Regions from separate parts of the Homo sapiens genome. Here regions 1 and 2 are each linked to region 3. Evidence: chromatin contacts called from ENCODE Hi-C or POLR2A ChIA-PET data. All regions are on one chromosome and are shown on one strand. Each heading gives the region's core, a stretch centred on a gene start or an enhancer-like site at or near the end of the contact. The rest is flanking DNA. Distances are from core to core; before and after follow the strand shown.

Region 1 (3,657 bases), core at 617-3,116, 100 kb before region 3:
GAGCCCAGGAGTTCAAGACCAGCCTGAGCAACATAGTGAGACCTCATCTCTACCAAAAATTAAAAAATATCAGCCAGGCGTGGTGACAGGTATTTGTAGTCCCAGCTACTTGGGAGGCTGAAGCAGGGGGATCCCTTGAGCTCAGGAGGTCAAGGCTACAATGAGCTGTGTTCTTGCCACTGCACTCCAGCCTGGGTGACAGAGTGAGACTTGTCTCAAAAAAAAAAAAAAATACACACACACACAAAGGAAAACCCTATTTAAAGGGGATCTTCTCAATTTTCCAGGCTCTCATTCCACTCCCATAGGGAAGTGTGGTTCTTTGGGTAGGCCACGCCTTCTCTGGGCTTCAATTTCCTCACCCTTCAAAATGTGGGAGTACCTGTGCTACCTTCTAGGGGCACTAGGAGAATTAAGTAAGATGATGCCTGAAGTGCTGGGACCCTAGTAAGTGTGTAATAACTGGTCTCCAGTTCGCCTGGAGCATTGAGGTTCACCTGGGAACGAGGATGGAGCTCCCCAGCCGTGGTGTCCTTGTCCTTGACAGGGCTCCGGATATCAATCCACCCCCAGTCACCAGGCAGACATGGTGCAGCCAGCAGAGCCTTGCTGCCGCTTGGCCAGCCATGGCCAGCCACTGGGAGGCAAGCACCCCAAGGAGGCAGGTGTCCCACACATCAGGCCACAGGAGGCTCCGCCAGAGCCCAGCCCAGGGGGACATGGGGACAGCTCTCAGGAAGCAATGCCCCCAATGTCCGTCGTGGCTCCAGAGGAAAAGACAGTCAACCCCTTCCTGCCATCCACGCCTGGACCTAAAAAAGCAAAAGGAGGGTAAGTCATCATCCAGTGCCATCCCCTGCCCCCAACAAGGATGCTCTTCTGCTGAGTTTCAGGTGGGGTGAATTCTAGTCCAGACTGCTCCTGACCTGGTAGAGGACCTTGGGCAAGTCATGCTCCGCTGGGTCTCAATTTCCCCATCTGTGTAATGGCTGGAATACCAGAATTCTTGGTTCCGTGAGCCTGTATATATGAGGATGTGGGGACATAAGGAGCCCCCTGAGATGAGAAGGCCAAGGGGATGAGGCTGGGGTGGAACTGAGTGTCCTGGGGGCTGAGAGGGGAGGGCAGGGGGGCAAACCTTCAGCTGAGCGCTTCCCCCACCTGGGGGTTTCTCTTCTATTCAGGGGTGAGGCTGTGGAGACCCACCCAGCACCGGGGCCTCTTCCTCCACCAGTAAGTAGGGCCATAGGGGGAACGGGGACGAGCTGTGTAGGAGAAAGGCAGGGGGGATCAGGAGGAGGAAGAGGGCAGAAGCGGATGTGGCACGTCAAACCCCTATTTGGAGTCAAACCAAGGAAGGTGTGTGTGGCTGTGTGTTAAAGTGCACATGGATGTGCACACGTGTGTGTGTGTGCCTGTGCCTGTGTGTATGCATGTGTGTGTATTCTGGGTGGGCATCAAGAATGCTCTTACACTCTGGAGCCCTTGGGTTCATCCCAGGTGGTGGCTTGTTCCACATCAGCATGGATTTCTTCCACCCATTTGCCCTCGGCCACAGCCACACAATCCAAAGCATCCCTGAACACCTGGGAGGCTTCCCCGACCCCTCCCAGCCATCCTTCCCTCCCCAAGCTCTGCCACTTCCTAGTTCTTTGACCTGACCAGGCAACCTGCAAATACACAGTCACTAGCATGCATGCCCTGCCAGCATCTGCCCTGTCTCATCCTGTTCTGTTCATTGGCAAAACCCCACCCTGGCTAAACTCACTCAGCCTTGTACCCATGTTGAGCAGCTTAATGCGGTTGGAGAACATCCTGTCTTATTGATGGGTTTCACTTTCAAGCATTAACCACTCATGTCAGATGCTGCCTGCAAGTCTCACTTTTCCTTGGCCACACCGCCCTCCCTCCGCTCCAGGTCATCATTTCACAACAGCATCCCCCACGCCCCTCATCTCACTCATGTGTCACTGACAAACAGAAGCATCAGATGAGAAGAAGCATCCCCAAACCCACCACCCTCCCTGCCTTGATTTGGCTGCAATGGGAGCTGTGAAGATGGGCCCCTGCTCCCATGGCTGTCTCCCCATTTATTCATTAGCTCTCGTCCCCTCCCCCCACCACATGATCCCTCTCTGCGTTACTACAGGACGATTCCATCAGCATACAAACATGGCTCAGCCTCCACAATATCAAAAGCTGCCTTTCTTTCTTTCTTTCCTTTTTTTTGAGACAGAGTCTCTGTTGCCCAGGCTGGAGTGCAGTGGTGTGATCACGGCTCACTGCAACCTCCACCTCCCGGGTTCAAGCTAGTCTCAGCCTCCTGAGTAGCTGGGACTACAGGCGTGTACAAACATACCTGGCGTCAAAAGCCGTCTTTCCTTGCTCCCCTTTGCAGCCCCATCCCTCAATAATTGTCCCCCTCACCTCCTCCGCTTGTCTTTTCTCAACACATCCCCATATGAGAGCTTTTATCGGGGTCTCCATAATCTCCATCTGGCTTATCAAATGGAAGAGCTCTGTCCTTACAGAGCCCACCTCGCAACAGCAGAAGACACAGTGGCTCCCTCTCTCCTCAATGCTGCCTTCTCCAGGCTCCATGACAGCCCTACCTTGGTTCTCCTCCCATGTCACTAGCAACTCCTTCCCAGTCTCCCTCCCTAGTTCCTCCTCATCTTCTCCACCCTCGGGGCTCCACCCTCTGGTCTCCCATCTCCATTCTCTCCCTGGATGATCTCATTCAGTCCCTCTGATGATTCCCAAATCCATATCTTCAGGCGAGACTTTGCCTTTTTCTTTTTTTGAATTGACAGAGTCTCTGTTGCCCAGGCTGAAGTGCAGTGGCGCAATCTCAGCTCACTGCAACCTCTGTCTCTGAGGTTCAAGCAATTCTCTTGCCTCAGCCTCCCGAGTAGGTGGGATTACAGGCAAGCACCACCTCACCCGGTTAATTTTTGTATTTTTAGTAAAGATGGGGTTTCACCATATTGGTCAGGCTGCTCTCGAACTCCTTACCTCCGGTGATCCGCCCGCCTCAGCCTCCCAAACTGCTGGGATCACAGGCGTGAGCCACCATGCCCAGCCATAGACCTTGCCTTTAAATTCCATGTTCATATATCCAATGGCCTACTTGAATTCCCTCTGGCTGGCTAATTCACTTCTCAAACATGACCACAGCAGTCTTCTTCAGCCCAGCAAATGACACTGCCTTTCTCACCCAAGGGGCTCATGCAACCCAGCTCAAAATCACCTCTGATTCCTCCTTTTCCCTCTATAATCCTTTCACGTGTCAACAAGCCCTGTTTAGTGCTACCTACAAAATAAATCCTGAATCCGTCCCTTCCTTCCACTCCCTCTTTCATTACCCTAGTCCAAGCCTCATCTTCTTAGAATAAGATCCAAAATCTTCACCAAGAGCCATAAAGCCCTATGTCTAGCCACTCTGGTCTAACCTCCAGCCCTTGGATATGCTAAGCCTAGTCTCACCCCAGGGCCTTTGAATGTTCCTGTGCCTGAACTCCTCTTCATAGACAGTCTTACGGCTCTCTTGAGTCATTCACTTTCAATTTCGACATCAGTTTTTCCACAAGGCCTTCCCTGGCCAGCCATCTCAAGGAGCCTGTCAGCCACACTCAGCCTATCACATTGTCCTGTTTT
Region 2 (3,707 bases), core at 497-2,996, 110 kb after region 3:
TCCTTACCCCTCTCGTGGACCCCAGGGCTCTGGGGACCAGATGCTAGCAGAAACACAGGCCCTTCCCTTGGGCATGGTGCCTGAACCTCCCCAGGTGCTCAGGGCCAGGGGCAGCAGCAGGGAGGAGGTTGGGGGAGACCCCAGCCCGTGCTCTCACTCCTTGCCCCCAACCCTAGGGCGCAAGATGCGGGTGTACCAGCGTGAAGAGGTCCCCGGCTGCCCCGAGGCCCACGCTGTCTTCCTAGAGCCTGGCCAGGTAGTGCAAGAGCAGGCCCTGAGCACAGAGGAGCCCAGGGTGGAGTTGTCTGGGTCCACCCGAGTGAGCCTCGAAGGTCCTGAGCGGAGGCGCTTCTCGGCATCGGAGCTGATGACCCGGCTGCACTCTTCTCTGCGCCTGGGGCGGAATTCAGCAGCCCGGGCACTCATCTCTGGGTCAGGCACCGGAGCAGCCCGGGAAGGTACCAGCTCCTCCCATGGGCCCTGAGGGCAGCCAGATGCCGGGTGGGGGTGGGGGTGGGCGATGCCCACTCACCGGCCGCCTGAGGCCGTCAGGGTGCCTGGGCCGGGGCCCAGGCCCCAGGCCCACTCTCTGGACCCCCCACCCTCAGTTCTCGCCCTCTCCAGGGAAAGCATCTGGAATGGAGGCTCGAAGTGTAGAGATGAGCGGGGACCGGGTGTCGCGGCCAGCCCCTGGTGACTCACGAGAGGGCGATTGGTCCGAGCCCAGGTACCACCTCCCGTTTGGGCTTGGGTCCGAGACAGGGTGCAGGCGAACTAGGGCCGTGACGCTCTCTCTTTCCTAGGCTAGACACACAGGAAGAGCCGCCTTTGGGGTCCAGGAGCACCAACGAGCGGCGCCAGTCTCGATTCCTCCTTAACTGTACGTGGGAGGGGGGTCCCTGGGAGGAGGTAACGGAGGAAGGGGCTGCGGTGTGGAAACGGGGAAAAGAGGGTTTGGAGAGTTGAGAGGTAGGGATCGAGTGAGAAACGGAGAATGGAACTGTCGGTATCTAGCACTCAGTAGGTGCTCAATTTGTTTATGGAATGAATGAATGAATGAATGAATTCACTGTGTCCAGATATCCGAACCGCGGCAAAGGTTAAGTGACGCGGGCTCTTGAGGGAACCGAGGAAAAGCCGGGCAGGGGCTGGCGGGCGCCCCACGCTCTCCCCCGCCCGTCTTTCCCCCAGCCGTCCTCTATCAGGAATACAGCGACGTGGCCAGCGCCCGCGAACTGCGGCGGCAGCAGCGCGAGGAGGAGGGCCCGGGGGACGAGGCCGAGGGCGCAGAGGAGGGGCCGGGGCCGCCGCGGGCCAACCTCTCCCCCAGCAGCTCCTTCCGGGCGCAGCGCTCGGCGCGAGGCTCCACCTTCTCGCTGTGGCAGGATATCCCCGACGTACGCGGCAGCGGCGTCCTGGCCACGCTGAGCCTGCGGGACTGCAAGCTGCAGGAGGTGGGCGCGCGCGGGGACCCGGCGGGGCGGGGGCGGGCCGGGGAGTACGCGGTCCGGGGACTTAGCGGGAACCGGGCCATAGAGGGAGGGGGACACACAAAGGGGGTTGCTGGCGCGACTGTCCGCGCGGAAGGTTGGCTCTAGGACCTGACTACACGAGGCCGTCTGGAAGCGAGGACAGCAAGCCGCTGAGCGAGAGGCGAGGGGAGCCGGGCTTGGGTGCGGGTAGGGGGCGGAGCCAGCGGGACGAAACCTAGGATAGGACAGGGCCGGATGAGGAGCGGAACCATTGGAAGAGCAAACGCCTGGTGGGCGCGGAACAAGGCGGGGCCAGGATCAGGGGCGGGACCTGGGGGGTGGGCGGGGCTCTGGGAAGAACGCGTCGGGGCGGGGCTTAGGAGAGGGGCGGGATCGAGGACAGGAAAGGCTTGCACAATTTCCCGCGGCGGGACGTGGGTCGCCGGGCCCGCCCGGCGCCAGATTAGGAGTGGGGCTAGAGAAGGGGCGAGGACGCGAGGTGTGGCGTCCTGGGGTCTGGGGATGTGAGGCCAGGGCCTCCGAGGTGAACTGGTCCTGCCCTTTCGACCCCGTGTGTGCCCTCCCTCAGGCCAAGTTTGAGCTGATCACCTCCGAGGCCTCCTACATCCACAGCCTGTCGGTGGCTGTGGGCCACTTCTTAGGCTCTGCCGAGCTGAGCGAGTGTCTGGGGGCGCAGGACAAGCAGTGGCTGTTTTCCAAACTGCCCGAGGTCAAGAGCACCAGCGAGAGGTGAAGAAGTGGTCTGGCCTGGCCCGGGGTGGGGACGGAGCCAGTGGTTGGCCAGCTCCCAGATCTGGGGTCTCCATCCTGGCTCTGACTCCTCAGGTTCCTGCAGGACCTGGAGCAGCGGCTGGAGGCAGATGTGCTGCGCTTCAGCGTGTGCGACGTGGTGCTGGACCACTGCCCGGCCTTCCGCAGAGTCTACCTGCCCTATGTCACCAACCAGGCCTACCAGGAGCGCACCTACCAGCGCCTGCTGTAGGGCTGGGGGCTCTGAAAGGGGCGGGGGCGTGGAGGGAGTCTCAGGCAGGTGTAGGCACTGAGGGCTGGGTGACGTAAGGTGACTCTGGGAGGGGAGGGGTCCCTGAAAAGGTCTCTGTGACCAGGATAAGGTGAGATGCAACCCCAAAGGGCAGTAAGGATGTGCTGAGAAGCCCCCTGAGGACCCCGTGGATGGCCAGGGTTGTGGATCCCAGGAATTCAGGCCTACCTGTGATTCCAGAGTCCTCCCCATTTTCCAGCCTGGAGAACCCCAGGTTCCCTGGCATCCTGGCTCGCCTGGAGGAGTCTCCTGTGTGCCAGCGTCTGCCCCTTACCTCCTTCCTTATCCTGCCCTTCCAGAGGATCACCCGCCTCAAGATGTTGGTGGAGGTACCTCGAGGGGACAGGCCACAGTGAGGGCTGGGCGAGGGAGATACACCTGTGGGCGGGCCGGGTCTCGGGAGTATGAGGACTGCCTCATTGTGCTGATCCCACCTTCCAGAACATCCTGAAGCGGACAGCACAGGGCTCTGAAGACGAAGACATGGCCACCAAGGCCTTCAATGCGCTCAAGGAGGTGAGCTGGGCAGGGCAGGGGCTGCTTGGCTCCTGAGGCCCCCCCTGGACCCCCAGCACGTCTCTAAAACAGCCCCCAGCTGTCAGAGTCTCCGGTCCCCAGGCAAGAGTCTGAGGCTGGGCTCTGGGAGCCGGAGCTGAGGGGCTGCAGGTGACCTCCCCACGGCTCCCCCAGCTGGTGCAGGAGTGCAATGCTAGTGTACAGTCCATGAAGAGGACAGAGGAACTCATCCACCTGAGCAAGAAGATCCACTTTGAGGGCAAGGTGTGTGTCTGCAGCCAGCGGGATGGGGACCCCAAGGGGCAGCTCTTGTTTCTTCCTTGCCCTGGGGGCTTCAGGCCAGTTAATCGCTGCCCACACCCTCCCATCTACCATCTTGTGCTCTCTGCCTGGTGCCCCTGGGCCTGACCCATCCTTCTCCATCCCTCTAGATTTTCCCGCTGATCTCTCAGGCCCGCTGGCTGGTTCGGCATGGAGAGTTGGTAGAGCTGGCACCACTGCCTGCAGCACCCCCTGCCAAGCTGAAGCTGTCCAGCAAGGCAGTCTACCTCCACCTCTTCAATGACTGCTTGCTGCTCTCTCGGCGGAAGGAGTGAGTCGGGGCAGTCAGGGGTGGGTAGGTAAAGTGGAGCCAGGCTCTCTTCCTCCCCACCACT
Region 3 (3,470 bases), core at 205-2,704:
GAAGGGTAAGGCATTCAGACTTTAGAAACTGATTTGTGTTTAGTTATATGTAGCATAGTTTTTTTTTTAGTTTTTAAAATTTTTTTTGTATTTTGAGACAGAGTCTCGCTCTGTTGCCCAGGCTGGAGTACAGTGGTGCGATCTCAGCTCACTGCAACCTCCGCCTCCCAGGTTCAAGCAATTCTCCTGCCTCAGCCTCCTGAGTAGCTGGGATTACAGGCATGCGCCTGCACGCCCAGCTAATTTTTGTATTTTTAGTAGAGACGGGGTTTCCCCATGTTGGTCAGGCTGGTCTTGAACTCCTGACCTCATGATCCACCCACCTCAGCCTCCCAAAGTGCTGGGATTACAGGTGTGAGCCATCACGCCTGGCCTAGTATAGTAGTTTTTCGGAAGAAAAAGATACTACTGGGCCAAATAAATAGTTTCCTCTCTGGCAGCAGACTCTCAGGCCAGTATATATACCTTAAAAGGTACAAAATTCCATAAACCAGAGATTTGTATTAATTCTGACCAATAAAATATTTTGACAACATCTAGTAACATATAAAGGTAGGATCTACCATTTTCTGGATATACTAATGATGTAATTTTTTTTACATGTCCCAGGTAGCTGGGATTACAGGCGCCTGCCACCACGCCTGACTAATTTTTGGTGTTTTTAGTAGAGACAGGGTTTCGCCATGTTGGCTAGGCTGGTCTTGAGCTCCCGTCCTCAGGTGATCCACCCACCTCGGACTCCCAAATTGCTGGGATTACAGGCGTGAGCCACCACGCCTGGCCTAATGATGTAATTTCTATTATAAAATAACTACTGGGCACAGTGACTTATACCTGTATTCCCAGCACTTTGGAACATTGGGACAGGAGGATCACTTGAGCCTAGGAGTTCAAGGCTGCAGTGAACTATAATTGTGCCACTGCACTCTAGCCTGGGCGACAGAGCAGAACCCTATCTTTAAAAAAAAAAAAAAAACCCTTGCGAGCTCAGCACAAAGGTGTTCTGAGTAGACATGTCAATAAACCTTACACTCATTTGAATGCCTAGTACTAAGAAGACAAAGATGCCTAGGCCAATGGTCCTGCCTCCAGGGAGTTCAGATTCCAGTACATTCATTCAGTCACGTTGGGGAAGCTGAGAAGGTGTAACACAAATGTGAAGGGTGAGAAGGACTTCTTTTAAACAGTTTCATGAAAATTACATTCATTGAGTTAGTATGCTTACGTGTGAAAAGTTTGTAGGGCTTCTTTTGGCATGAAAACAAGAAAAACTCAGAGTTTCAAAATGCCTCTATATCCTTGGGGGAATATGAGTGATGATTTTATTACCTAATCATGGAAGTGAAAAAGAAGGGCTATGCAAATTGGTGTTGGGCATGTAATTACAGAGGAATTGCATCTGAGCTCACCCATGTGTGTTCTCCTTGGCATCTGTGGCTAGGGCCAAGTTAGCAAACATGCCCTCAAAGGTATGGGGTTTGATGTTTTTGTGGAGGGTGTAACAGTTGAATGGTGGAAATTGCTTGACATTGGCTATTACAGCAGTATGAGTCTCTTTATGTTGGCTTGCTATTGTATTTTAAGACAATTTGGAAAGAGAATGAGTTGTTTTATTGAATCAAATTTATTCTGATTGGGAAAAATAGTAATGTAAATAAACTTTTGCAGCCTCCATTGATTCATTTTGTTCTGCAACAGACCTTAGGCTTATAGTCTGTCAAAATGTTGTGCAAGGGAGCAACTATTTAATTTAAATGTCAACCATGCAGCCAAAGTCAAGGAATCCATTTCTTTGGGCTCTTTTCCTTGGTGAATTTAGAGCTGAGTGGAGGTTAAAAATATAAGAAAGTTAGGCTGGGCACGGTGGATTACTTGAGGTCGGGAGTTTGAGACCAGCCTGGCTAACATGGTGAAACCCTGTTTCTACCAAAAATACAAAAATTTGATCATGCCACTGCACTCCAGTCTGGGGCACAGAGCGAGACTCCCATCTCAAAAAAAAAAAAAATTAGCTGGGCATAGTGATGTGCGCCAGCTACTTGGGAGGCTGAGGTGGGAGAATCACTTGAACCTGGGAGGCAGAGGTTGCAGTGAGCTCAGATCGTGCCACTTCACTCCAGCCTGGGTGACAGAGTGAGACCCTATCTCAAAAAAATAATAAAACAAAAAATATATATGAAAGTTAATAAATCAGTGAAGTTAGCCAGTAGGAAATGATAATATATAAGGGAACAAGTAAGAGGGACTATGGGAAGTGATATTTTTTCCAGTAATAAAAGGCATGGTTTGATTTTTTTTTTTTTTTTTTTGACATGGAGTTTGCTCTTGTTGCCCAGGCTAGAGTGCGGTGGCATGATCTCGGCTTACTGCAACTTCCACCTCTCCAGTTCAAGTGATTCTCCTGCCTCAGCCTCCCGAGTAGCTGGGATTACAGGCATGTGCCACCACGCCCAGCTAGTTTTTTGTATTTTTAGTAGAGACGGGGTTTCACCATGTTAGCCAGGCTGGTCTTGAACTCCTGACCTCAGGTGATCTGCCTGCCTTGGCCTTCCAGAGTGCTGGGATTACACGCGTGAGCCACCATGCTCGGCGACTGTACGTTTTAGGATAGGAATTTGGGCTGGAAATGGAGGTCTCTGTTGTTTGAAAGGCCTCCCTCTAGCGAGTCAGTCATGTTGAAAAACACCTTACCCACGTGAGCATGGAAAGAGGCATAACTATCTAGGATCCTTTTTCTTTTTCTTTTTCTTTTTTTTTTTAAGATGGAGTCTCACTCTGTTGCCCAGGCTAGAGGGCAGTGGCGCAATCTCGGCTCACTGCAACCTCTGCCTCCCAGGTTCAAGTGATTCTCCTGCCTTAGCCTCCCGAGTAGCTGGGACTACAGGTGCACGGCACCATGCCCGGCTAATTTTTGTATTTTTAGTAGAGACGGAGTTTCACCATATTGGCCAGGCTGGTCTCGAACTCCCGAGCTCGTGATCCGCCTGCCTAAGCTTCCCAAAGTGCTGGGATTACAGGCGTGAGCCACCACACCTGGCCTAGGATCCTTTTTCTAATACAGTTTTCAGGAAACCCATTATAATACTCTTCTCTGCTTTTGGGGAATGAAGGGAATTGCTCCTTTCTCACTGTCAGTGCCTTTCCCCCATACCACCAGGTGGACTTAAGCCACTCCAGTCCTTCCAAGTAGCCACCAATTTGCTGATTATCACTAAGATTCTAATAGCCACTTTGCTAGGAAACATTTGTAGTATCATAAGCTTTCAGCCAGTTTGGTAGATAAATTATCTGGGAAGCAATTTTATGAGTTCATGTTTTCATTTTCCTTAATGTGATTCTTCCAGTTTTAAAAGATGTTACACATAATTAGTGCATGAATTACTGCAGTGGTAGAGATGAGGTAGGAGGTTTCTGTTCTCTGCTCTCCCCGGTCTGTCACTTTTTGGAACATTTCAGATCTTTCTCAAAGC

What was found. Hi-C counts contacts between places; a loop is a spot of excess contacts on that map. ChIA-PET counts read pairs that join two places held with the same protein, here RNA polymerase II (POLR2A). Pooled maps may share reads with other maps.
Region 1: a loop to region 3 is called in a pooled map, with 2.0 times the contacts of the local background. The contact joins two enhancer-like sites. A Hi-C loop is called at or near these places in 1 of 50 pooled maps. POLR2A ChIA-PET finds 5 or more read pairs at or near these places in 4 of 52 experiments (A673, H1, activated CD4-positive, alpha-beta T cell and 1 more).
Region 2: a pooled map shows a loop between it and region 3 (2.0-fold over the local background). The contact joins two enhancer-like sites. A Hi-C loop is called at or near these places in 1 of 50 pooled maps. POLR2A ChIA-PET finds 5 or more read pairs at or near these places in 6 of 52 experiments (WTC11, activated T-cell, activated naive CD4-positive, alpha-beta T cell and 1 more).

What each region holds. Positions count from the first base shown.
Region 1 is chr1:16,419,085-16,422,741 of GRCh38, reverse strand. It overlaps SPATA21 (spermatogenesis associated 21), which reads left to right. Exons shown (of 13, transcript NM_198546.1): 4 at 771-831; 5 at 1,185-1,233. Among named protein-coding and RNA genes, the nearest start is that of SPATA21, 17 kb to the left of the region's middle. Within about 2 kb of position 1,866, at least 5 of the 41 ENCODE cell types and tissues checked have a DNase peak (open chromatin) inside an H3K27ac peak, as active enhancers do.
Region 2 is chr1:16,204,695-16,208,401 of GRCh38, reverse strand. It overlaps ARHGEF19 (Rho guanine nucleotide exchange factor 19), which reads left to right. Exons shown (of 16, transcript NM_153213.5): 3 at 177-458; 4 at 625-727; 5 at 804-880; 6 at 1,192-1,454; 7 at 2,062-2,222; 8 at 2,319-2,471; 9 at 2,735-2,864; 10 at 2,977-3,051; 11 at 3,226-3,315; 12 at 3,483-3,643. Among named protein-coding and RNA genes, the nearest start is that of ARHGEF19, 6.1 kb to the left of the region's middle. RefSeq lists enhancers at 1-136, 137-1,110 and silencers at 1,157-1,606, 1,807-1,876. Within about 2 kb of position 1,746, at least 39 of the 41 ENCODE cell types and tissues checked have a DNase peak (open chromatin) inside an H3K27ac peak, as active enhancers do.
Region 3 is chr1:16,319,200-16,322,669 of GRCh38, reverse strand. All of the region lies in intron 1 of FBXO42 (F-box protein 42), which reads left to right. Among named protein-coding and RNA genes, the nearest start is that of FBXO42, 32 kb to the left of the region's middle. Within about 2 kb of position 1,454, at least 2 of the 41 ENCODE cell types and tissues checked have a DNase peak (open chromatin) inside an H3K27ac peak, as active enhancers do.